2 separate regions of the Homo sapiens genome follow, and region 1 is linked to region 2. Evidence: chromatin loops called from intact Hi-C (ENCODE). Cell type or tissue: ovary. All regions are shown on one strand. Links, peaks and the distances in the headings refer to the core of each region. The heading gives the core; the rest is flanking DNA.

Evidence for each region. Peaks named below come from ENCODE experiments on the same cell type or tissue, not always from the same donor. Only the 100,000 strongest peaks of a DNase experiment are listed, where the experiment ranks them.
Region 1: a loop joins it to region 2, with 16 times the contacts of the local background. A loop is called at or near these places in 1 of 110 quality-filtered maps.

Annotation. Positions count from the first base shown.
Region 1 is chr16:13,905,831-13,911,216 of GRCh38, reverse strand. LOC105371093 (a long non-coding RNA gene) reads left to right here. Exons shown (of 4, transcript XR_007065000.1): 2 at 2,489-2,666. Among named protein-coding and RNA genes, the nearest start is that of ERCC4, 12 kb to the left of the region's middle. In ovary, for the core only: no CTCF peak of the experiment used is centred there; no DNase peak of the experiment used is centred there; H3K4me3 peaks cover 463 bases; H3K27ac peaks cover 355 bases.
Region 2 is chr16:13,970,332-13,975,717 of GRCh38, reverse strand. No RefSeq gene overlaps it. Among named protein-coding and RNA genes, the nearest start is that of LINC02185, 43 kb to the left of the region's middle. In ovary, for the core only: no CTCF peak of the experiment used is centred there; no DNase peak of the experiment used is centred there.

The DNA.
Region 1 (5,386 bases), core at 174-5,173, 65 kb after region 2:
AAAATTGCTGAGAGTTGTCTATTTTATGTATCTTTTCAAAGACCCAGCTTGTGTCTTTGTAGGTCAATTCTAGCACTTTTTATATTTAATTTCTATTTTTATTTTTTTTTCAGTGATCTTTGGCTCTATTTTGTTGTTCTTTTTCTAAGCTCTTCAGGTGAATGTTTAGTTCACTCTTTTCTCAATTTTTAAATATGCAATTCTAGTATATTAAGGTATGTGGTTATAAACATCCGTCCAAATACCACTTTGTCTATATCACACACAGTGCTTTCACTGTCATTTGGTTCTAAATATTTTGTAGTTGCTACTTTGATTTCTTGTTTAACCCATTAAATAAAAAGAGCATTTTTAGGTCTTTTTTTTTTTTTTTTTTTTTTTTAGACGAAGTCTTGCTCTGTCACCCAGGCTGGAGTGCAGTGGCACGATTTCGGCTCCTGAGTTTGCGCCACTGCACTCCAGCCTGGATGACAGAGCAACGTCTGCCTCCTGGGTTCAAGCAATTTTTACCTGCCTCAACCTCCTGAGCAGCTGGGATTACAGGCGTGCACCACTACCCCAGATAATTTTTGTATTTTTAGTACAGATGGGGTTTTACCGTGTTGCCCAGGCTGGTCTTGAACTCCTGACCTCAAGTGATCCACCCGCCTCAGCCTCCCAAAGTGCTGGGATCACAGGCATGAGCCACCAAGCCCAGATGGTGTTTTTAGGTTTCTAAATGTATGGAGGCTAGATAATATTGTTTTTTGGTAGATTTATAATTTTATTACACTGTAATCAATATGAGATCAATTTTTATGAAATTTATTAAGGCTTCCTTTGTGGCTTAAACACACGGGCTTTTTGTGGGTACATATTTTATGTGTATTTGAAAAGAATGTATAAACTGTTGGGCTTTGAAAATCTTTTATGCCTTGACAAGAGTTTTCAGTTTCTGAGCATGGTGTGTTACAATCCGTTCTGACTATGGCTGAAAGTACAGATAAGCAGAGTCAACAGTTCTGCAAAAACATTTGAATGGCAAAACCCCAATGATTCCTCACTTAAGAAGAATGTGAAAGCCCTGGACTTTTGTACTGGTGGTTGTGGCACTGCCAGGTGGCTCGATTCTGCACAATGACATTTCCTTGGCTGAGAAGCCCGTGCATTATCCAGAAAGAAGGGCATGTACTTGCCAGCCAGACACAAGCTGATTGGATGGAGGCATTTAGACAGTCAGCCACTATTTCTTTTACTCCCAAGAACAGGCTTTTGCTCTGCTCACTCTTCTGTGGGTAAATGAAACCTCTGGTGGCAGACTTCCATACTTCTAGTCTTGCCTATTGGCAGCCTTTCCTGGGTATTTTGCCGGGTACTCACTCATTGCTATTAATTTTGTGACCAATCTGCTTCCCACTTCTACTCCAGCCCTGTTTCTGTTGAACAATTTGTCTTTTTTCCCCTCCAAAATCTGTCCTTGATAAAGTCCAATCCATTGAACATTTGCAAGTATTGTTACCTTTATGCATACTTTAAGATACAATTTGTGGGCTGGGAGTGTTGGCTCATGCCTGTAATCCCAGAACTTTGGGAGGCCAGGGCAGGCAGATCACTTGAGGCCAGGAGTTCAAGACCAGCCTGGTCAAGATGATGAAACCCCGTCTTTACTAAAAATACAAAAAAATTAGCTGGACATGGTCATGGGTACCTGTAGTCCTGGTTACTTGGGAGGGTGAGGCAGAAGAATCGTTTGAACCTGGGAGGCATAGGTTGCAGTGAGCCGAGATTGTGCCACTGCACTCCAGCGTGGGTGACAGAGCCAGACTCCATCTCAAAAATAAAATGAAATAAAATAAAATAAAATAAAATTTGTTAAAATTCCAATGTGCTGGGGTTGCATTCGTGTTCTTAAATCAGGCTCTGCAGTTTACTATTGCCATGTTCATTAATAAGCGGATTTTAAAAAACATTTTAAATAATAATATTAAAATACTAATATTTTACTATTTTTATTTAAAGTGTACAATTTGGTAAGTTTTGACATATGTGTACATTTTGAAACCATCACCAAAACTCATGAATGTAGGCAATACCCTCCAAACGTGTCCTCGTGCCCTTGTAACCTCTCCCCGTATGAGTGCCTGACACTGGTCCCACTAATTCTTCAGCCTGGTTCTTCCCTGGCCTTGAGCTAACCCTAATATGCACGCATCCATCAGTCCACAGCTGATTTCCCAGGGAACCACTCCAACCTTCTCTCTCAGGCCACGCTCTTTCCTACAGGACTGTTTTCTGCCTTGGTCTTCCCTAATTTGCAGATCCATCTCCTTGACACAGGGCATCTCCTGGGCATTCCGTCCCTGGAAACTCTAGTTAGAAAGCTGGAGCAATCACAGTTTGGGCTCACCTTATTTGTTTTCCACCCTGAGACCCCTGTCCTTCATTGCCTGAAGTCTACTGCCTTGAAACTGCCATTTCACACACTTTGCCGGTATTTTTGTTGTTTCAGGTGTGAGGGTAAATCTGGCCCCCGTTCCTCCATCTTGGCTGGAAGTGGAAGTCCCGGTGGATATTTTTGAGCCCCTGATGTATGCCAGGCACTGCTGTAAGCACTGAGTATTCAAAGATGAACAAAATGATGTGGCCCCAGTCTCCTAAAATTTACTATCAAGAGAAGAAGACAACAGGTAAATAAATACACAAAATTATTATAGATGGTCATGAATGCTAAGAAGTAACCATGGACCAACATGAGAATAATGGGGACAGGAGTTGCTGCACACTAACAGGTGAGGTAAAGTCTGAAGAAGCAGCCAGTCATATGAGGAGGAGGAGGACAAGCCTCCTAGTCATGGAGAACAACTGTGCAAAGGACGTGGAAAGCTTGGCATGCTCTAGGCACAGATGGAAGGTCAGTGTGCCTGGGAGATGTAGGATGACATGGCGTTGGAGAGGAGGGTAAGATCCAGGTCATGGGAGCCTATGAGGCCATCCTAGAGTCTGGGCTGACTTCTAAGCACAATGGAAAGTCACGGAAAGTTTTAAGGAGGAGCACTCCATGATCTAATTTAATTATAGGAAGGTTGCCCAGGCATAATGGCTCATGCCTCTAATCCCCGTTCTTTGGGAAGCTGAGATGGGAGGACTGCTTGAGGCCAGAAGTTCAAGACCAGCTGGGCAACATTGCAAGACCCTGTGTCTATCTTATTAAAAAGAAATAATTGTAGAAGGGTCAGTCTGACTATTGGTGGAGAATGAGTTAGATGGGACAAAAAATAGATCCAAGGGGACCAGACAGGAAGCTGATATATGATTCAGCTGACAGATGATGGTAGACTTGAAAAAGGCAATGCTATGGAGGGATGAGAAGGGAATGGACCTGAGATATATCTGGGAGAACAGTAGACAGATTTCTTGATAGATGGGATGTGAGAGGAGGAGGGGAGGAAAGGAAGCATTAAGAATGACTCCTAGGTTTTCGACTAAAGCAACCATGTGGTTGGTGGTGCCTTTGGTGGGGATGAGGAAGGCTAGTGAGGGGTTGGACATGAGCTGGAGGCTGGAGAACAGGTTTGGGATGGGAAATCAGTAGGTTCATTTAGAATCACGAGTTTCATACAGGAAACCACTGAAAAGTGGAACAATGGAGACATTATAACCAGGAGCAGTGTCTTCTGAGTCTCTGTTGCCTTATCTGTAAATGTGGAATAATAATACCTTCCTCCTCGTTGTTGTAAGGAATGAATGAGGAAATATGCTGAGCATCACTGCATGGCTGCTCAAAAAAGTAAATTTCCTTATACAATTAAAGCAAGCTCTAGGCAAAACCATTAACTAGGTCAGTGGCTCCCAGAATTTGAGTTTATAGACTGAGACAGTAACTTAAAACAATGGATACAACTATGGGTGGCTGCCAAATTCTTATTTTGCCAAGGTAGGACATTAGATAAACAACTACTAACCATGATCATCATCACTTCATAAAAGAAATGACGTTCTAATACCAAAAAAATGTAGGAAGGTTATTTGTTATTTTCAGCTTAACAATAATAAAGGGTAATATGTCAACCTCTATCTATTTTCTTTTTCTTTCTCTCTCTCTCTCTCTCTCTCTCTCTCTCTCTCTCTCTCTCCCTCTCTCTCTCTCTCTCCCTTCCTTTTTTTCTCTTCTTTCTTACAGGATCTCACTATGTTGTCCAGGCTGGTCTCAAATTGCTGGCCTCAAATGATCTTCCCACCGCAGCCTCCCGAGTATCTGGGATTAGAGGTATACCCCGCCATGCCTGGCTATACTGTCAACTTAGCTTTCTAATGACCACTTCCTGTTTCATTTTCCCCTCGCACCACAGGGCAGTGAACAGTATCATGAGCAGGCATTGGGTACCTGGGTGCCTTTTGAGGAACCACTGAACTGAGCAGCAGCTGAATTCAGCCTCCTCTCCTTCACTTGTTTGCATCCCTGATTCCTCTCTACGTTTTTCTCCCTGGTTTGCAAGGATTATGTTGTCCTTTCATCCCTCCTGATGGCATCTATGGATGGTATCCCATTGTGGTTGTCACTATTTCCCATCATCCCCCTCTTCCGGGCCACCTAAAAGCCTACATTTTCCAGCTCCCCGCAGTTGACAAAACCATGTGACTATTCTGGCCAATAGGATGGGAGTACAAGCATTATGTCACTCAGAGGTGGAAGCATTTAAGGGCCAGCATGTGAGTCTCTGTGATGTTTTCTTTTTTTTCTCCCTCCATCCATAGTGAAGCATCTGTTGAAATGGAGGTGCCACAGATGGAAGCAACCATGGCACGGAGGGCAGCTTCCCCAGAAAACTGCCCAGACTCACAGAGGTCTTTGTGGGAGGAAGGAATAAACCTATGTAAAGCTCCCGAGATTTTTGCATTGCTTATTACTGCAGCATCACTTGGTCTGCTCCAGCCAACGGCAGCATCAAGATGTGTTTGACTTGAGCAAACTTAACATCTGATTTTGATAAATATCAGTCTGAAAAGAAAACAATTCCTGCTTTTCAATTTTTAATTTTTTAAAAAACTGAAATTATCTTGCATTTGCCTCCGTTTGACCCCTACTGGGATGCTAGGTTGAATTCTTTGTTGATGATTTAAATTAAAATCTCATAACACTAGGATGGAAAACAATCAGATATCCCCCAGTGCCCTTTATTACTGACCAGATTGCCTTTAAAGCTGCTTTCTTTCTGGGCATTCTCAGAGAATCTGGATAAATGACTTATCTCTCGCATTTTCCTCAGGGTCTTGTTATTCTTTTAAAACTTCTGTTATATACAGTGCTAGGTAAACACAGCATAATATGTTGTTTTGGGTTATGCTCAAACAGCGAAATTGACGGTTCTCTAGTTAACTGGATCCAAGCAAGAAGCCAAGCCCACTT
Region 2 (5,386 bases), core at 59-5,058:
TTTGAGTTTTGGTTATTGGTAGTAAGAATATATTTTTAGCCTTTCTTGTAGAAAATTTTTGATTTACGTTAACTTTTTTCCTCCAACATATTTACAATTTTTAGACATACTGAAAAATTTTACAGCAAATGTCTGCATACTCATTATCTACATTGTAAAATGGTTTACATTGATTTTTAAAAATAATTGCTTTTTTTTTTTTTTTGAGACAAAGTCTCACTCTGTCACCCAGGCTGGAGTGCAGTGGTGTGATCTTGGCTCACTGCAACCTCCACCCGGCAGGTTCAAGTGATTCTCCCGTGCCTCAGCCTCCTGAGTAGCTGGGATTTCAGGCATGTGCCACCACGCCCAGCTAATTTTCTTGTATTTTTAGTCAAGACAGGATTTTGCCATGTTGGCCAGGCTGGTCTCGAACTCCTGGTCTCAAGGGATCCACCTGCCCTGGCCTCCCAAAGTGCTGGGATTACAGGCATGAGCCATCACCTCCAGCTAGTAATTGCTAATTTAATGTTCTGATCATGATCTTTGTTCACTCATTTGGTGTTTATGCAACTTAAGAGGCTTTTAAGTTGATTTTATTGATTGCTTCTTTTAAAATTCCTATTTATGGTTAATGCATGTCAGATATAAAGTACTAATAATATGATTCATTATAATAATTCATTCCGATGAAATTAATTTTCTCTCACTCATGTATTCCAAATTATCCTTGTTAGAAACCAGAATTTCAGCATTTTTCAGGAAAGGGTTATTTCAGTTAGTCCTGATATTTTTAGTATGGTTTTAAATTTACAATTTCAGATTTCTTTGGGACATTTTGCATTAAAATTTAACATGTTTAACACTGAATTCCAACTAAATTCAATTTTAAATTTGATGCATTTAAATTTAAGCCTGATATGTCATTAAAGGAACTGGCAAAAGATTATTATAAATGTTTATAGTTTGAAGGATAGAAAAAGACATTCAAAAGTATCACAAAAGAATTTAGAAGAAACTGAAGAAAATCTGACATGAAAGGCTAAAATTTTGCTTGGTAAATACAGCACTTCATATGAAAAAACCCTTCATTTTAGGCTTATTCCGACTTTGTCACATTTTTAAAAGTATCATTTTATAAGATCCATTTGCCAACGATTGCATTATCAATTGTTTTTAATTAGTGCCCAGGAAAGTATATCTCACAGTCAGAAACCAACTTGAATATCCCAGTGAAAGCTACTCAGTAACTTTGGCAAATTCAGTATATAGGTCATTTGGCAAACTGGATTTCTGCACATTGATTTTCTGTGAGTTGATCAGGCGATGAATTCACCAAGAACTAAGTAAGTGCTCTACACAGATCATTTTATTTTGTTTTCCTAATAAACTTAGGTTCTCTGTACTACTATTCCCATTTTACAAATGACAACACACATGCTTTGGTTGGGTGGGGAATTTAAGATACGAACTGGGCTGGGCGTGGTGGCTCATGCCTGTAATCCCAACACTTTGGGAGGCTTAGGCGGGCAGATCACGAGGTCAGGAGTTCGAGACCAGCCTGGCCAACATGGTGAAACCTCATCCCTACTAAAAATACAAAAATTTGCCGGGAGTGGTGGTGCGGGCCTGTAATCCCAGCTACTCAGGAGGCTGAGGCAGGAGAATTGCTTGAAACCGGAAGGTGGAGGTTGCAGTGAGCCGAGATCGTGCCACTGCACTCCAGCCTGGATGAAAGAGCGAAACTCCGTCTCAAAAAAACAAAAAGATACTAACTTAGGCTGTGTGAGCCCAGAGTTTGTATTCTTAACCTCAGAGCTAACTCTCTAGCTCCCCACCAGCTCTCTGGCTCTCTGCTGTTGATGGCAGTATAAACTGTTACATTAGGCACTGCTTCTTCCAGGGAGCCTCCCCTGACTCCCAAGACTTAGATAATCCCCTCTCTCTTCTCAGTGAACTCTGATCATGGTATGTCCATGTTGCTTTGAAAGCATCAGTATGTTCCCCATGGTACTGAGGGCGGGACCATTAACTGTTTCATCTTGGGTAGCCCTGGCACCCAGCATAAGATTCTGGTGCAGAGGAGGTGATCAGTGAGGTTGTGCCAGATGCCACCGGATCACAGAGCTTATCCACCCTTGCGTTTTCAGACAGAGAACGTCAGCTCTTATCCCTCATGTTCCTGTAGCTTTGGTGTGGGGTCTGGGCTGCCGGCTTTGGCAGACATACCCAGACAGTGACTTAACCAGTTGTGTGAGGTGTCTGTTCCCTGTGCCCCCGCCACCCGCAACTTGGTTTCTCAAAATGGAAGGGTGGACTGGTTGTAGGCTGCTGTATTATTCAGCATCACTTTCAGGAAGGCAAACAAGAATAAAAGAGGCCTGAGGAAAATGGCTTTTGCAGTTTTTCTTTCTCTTTTACATCATCCTATTTTCTTCACTGTGCTTAAAACAATCTGTACAAACAATCCTGCTTGTCTCCTTGTTCTCTCCCCTGATGAGAAAGTAACTCTAGGAAAGCTTAGATCTTGTCTGACTTACTCTGTACCATATTGTTAGGGTCTAATACAATACCTAGCACAAAGTTGGTTCTTGGTTAATATTTGTTGAATGAATAGGCTTTAGGTTCCTCAACGTTATCTCTAAAGCTTCTTCTAGCTCTAATGTTGTGTAACCCTGGGACTATTCTGGTAACCTAACCCAAAGCATCTTATCAAACTGCCCTACATATTAGGGAGAAAATGATGAGGAGCAAATAAAAGTTGATTTAGTATCATTTGTTTGACATTACTACTATGATTGTAACTGCTTATATTTTTAAATTATGTATAATTTATAAATATTTTCAGAATAGTTTCTAATTTATTTAAATTTAAATAAATAAGCTCTAATTAAAAATTATCTTTAAACAAGCAAAATATAGAAAGAAATAAAAGAAACACGAGGTTATAAGTTATGAGGAATATGGAAAGCTAGGATGGGAATCCCAGATCCAAAAAGATTGGAAATATTCTTTTATAAATCAGAAAACAGACAAGGGTGTTTACTGTCATCCCATCTACCCAACATTGTATTGGAAGTTCTACAGTGTAATAAGACAAGAAAAAGAAATTAGAGGCATAGGAATTGGAAGGGAAGAAATAAAACAGTCATAACTTTCAGGTAACAGGATAATCATACAGAAAAGCCAAAAGAAGCCACAGTTAAGGCATTATAAATGAGATTTAACTAGGCTCCTTGTGACATTAAAGTGAAAAATTCCATTGCATTTACTACACCAACAGCAGAGTAGAAGATATAATTAAAGAGAATAATTTTCAATGGTACTAGAGAATATAAAATATCTTAGAATAAATCTAATAAAAGAAATCTCTAATCCCTACATGGAAAATTATAAAACTTTATTAAGAGATAGTAAAGAAGGTTAAATAAATGGAGAGAAATATGTTCATGGATAAATATTGGGAATAGGTCAATGCTCCCTAGATTGAGCTTTAAAGATAATTGCAGTTAAAATCCCAACAGAGATTTTATGGAACTTGATAAGATAATTCTAAAATTTATTTGGAACAGTAAAGGGCCAAGAATTAGTAGGACACTTCTGAAGAGAAAGAGTAGAGACAGGTCTGGCCCTACCACATATCAGAATTATTATTATTATTATTATTATTTTGAGACAGAGTCTCACTCTTTTGCCCAGGCCGGACTGCAGTGGCGCTGTCTTGGCTCACTGCAAGCTCCACCTGCCGGGTTCACGCCATTCTCCTGCCTCAGCCTCCCGAGTAGCTGGGACTACAGGCGCCCGCCACCGTGCCCAGCTAATTTTTTTGTGTGTGTGTGTGTGTTTTTTTTTTTAGTAGAGATGGGGTTTCACTGTGTTAGCCATGATGGTCTTGATCTCCTGACCTCATGATCCGCCAGCCTTGGCCTCCCAAAGTTCTGGGATTACAGGCGTGAGCCACCACGCCTGGCCATCAGAATTATTAATAAAGCTGTAGTAAGTGTATTGGTGCAGAGAGAAATACATTCATCAATAGAAGAGAATTAAGCCCATGAATAGACTGTATATAAAGTGGAAATTTGGTGTATGATAGACATGGAAAAAGATAAAATTTTAGCTCTTCCATGACATCATAAATAAATAAAATCAACTTTAAAAACAGTATAAGATACAGTTAAATATTTTAGATATTATAGTAGAATGGACTTATTAAACAATTTATCAAATGATATCTTAAACAAAAAAGATTAATTATAAAAGAGTGATACATTTTGCTATATTAAGAACTTTTGTTCATCAAAAGATACCTTAAAGAAAGTGAAAAGAAATAAACAAAGGATTAGCATTGAGAACATATTCAGTACTCCTTTTAATAAGAAAAGCATATCAGTTCTAGGAGCTGAGAAATGAAAGAAAAAAAAAGAAAAGCACAAACAGCTGTAGAAAAAATGGGCAAAAACCATAAACAGATACAGCTCAGAAAAAGAAAGGAGACATGTGGCCAATCCAGTAAAAGAGATACTTGGCACTGAAGGTGAAAATGCAAATCAGGACCATAATGAGGTACTATATTATGCACAACTGATCAGCAAAAATTAAAAGGTCTGATAATATCAAGTGTTGGGAGAGAATGTGGATCTGTCAGTTCTCATAGACATTACTGACCTGAGTGTAAGGGCAAGCACTTCAGAAAACAGTTTGGCCCTCTACCCTGAAGTTGAACATACATAAACCATCCAACCCAGTAATTTCCTTTCTAGGTACATACTGAAGAGAAATGTTTGCACACACTTGTATAAGTCATAAGACTAGGCACAAGAATGTTGATAAAAGTACTGTTTTGAGTAATACTGAAAACTTGTGGAGGAGAGGAGGCAGAGGAAGATGGCCAAACAGAAGCCTCCACCAATTGTCCTGCCCACAGGAACACCAAATTGAATAACTGTTCACACAAAACAGCATCTTCAGAAGAACCAAAAATCAGCTGAGCAATCACAGTACCTGGTTTTAACATTACATTAAGGAAAGAAGCACTGAAGAGGGTAGGAAAGACAGTCTTGAATTGCCAATGCCACCCTTCCTCCTTCCCCCAGCAGTGGCTGTGTGGCACAGAGAATCTGTGCACTGGGAGTGGGACAGCACAGTGATTGCAGGACCTCGCATTGGAACCCAGTGCTGCCCTGTCACAGTGGAAAGCAACATGGGGGAGAAATCAGCCAGAGCCAATGGAGGGAGCATTTAGACCAGCCCTAGCCAGAGGGGAGTCATCCATCCCAGCGGTTAGAATCTGAATTCAGCCAGCCTTGTCACCATGGGCTAAAGTGCTCTGGGGTCCTAAATAAACTTAAAAGGCAGTCTAGGCCACAAGGACTGCAATTTCTGCACAAGTGCTGGTGCTGTGCTGGGC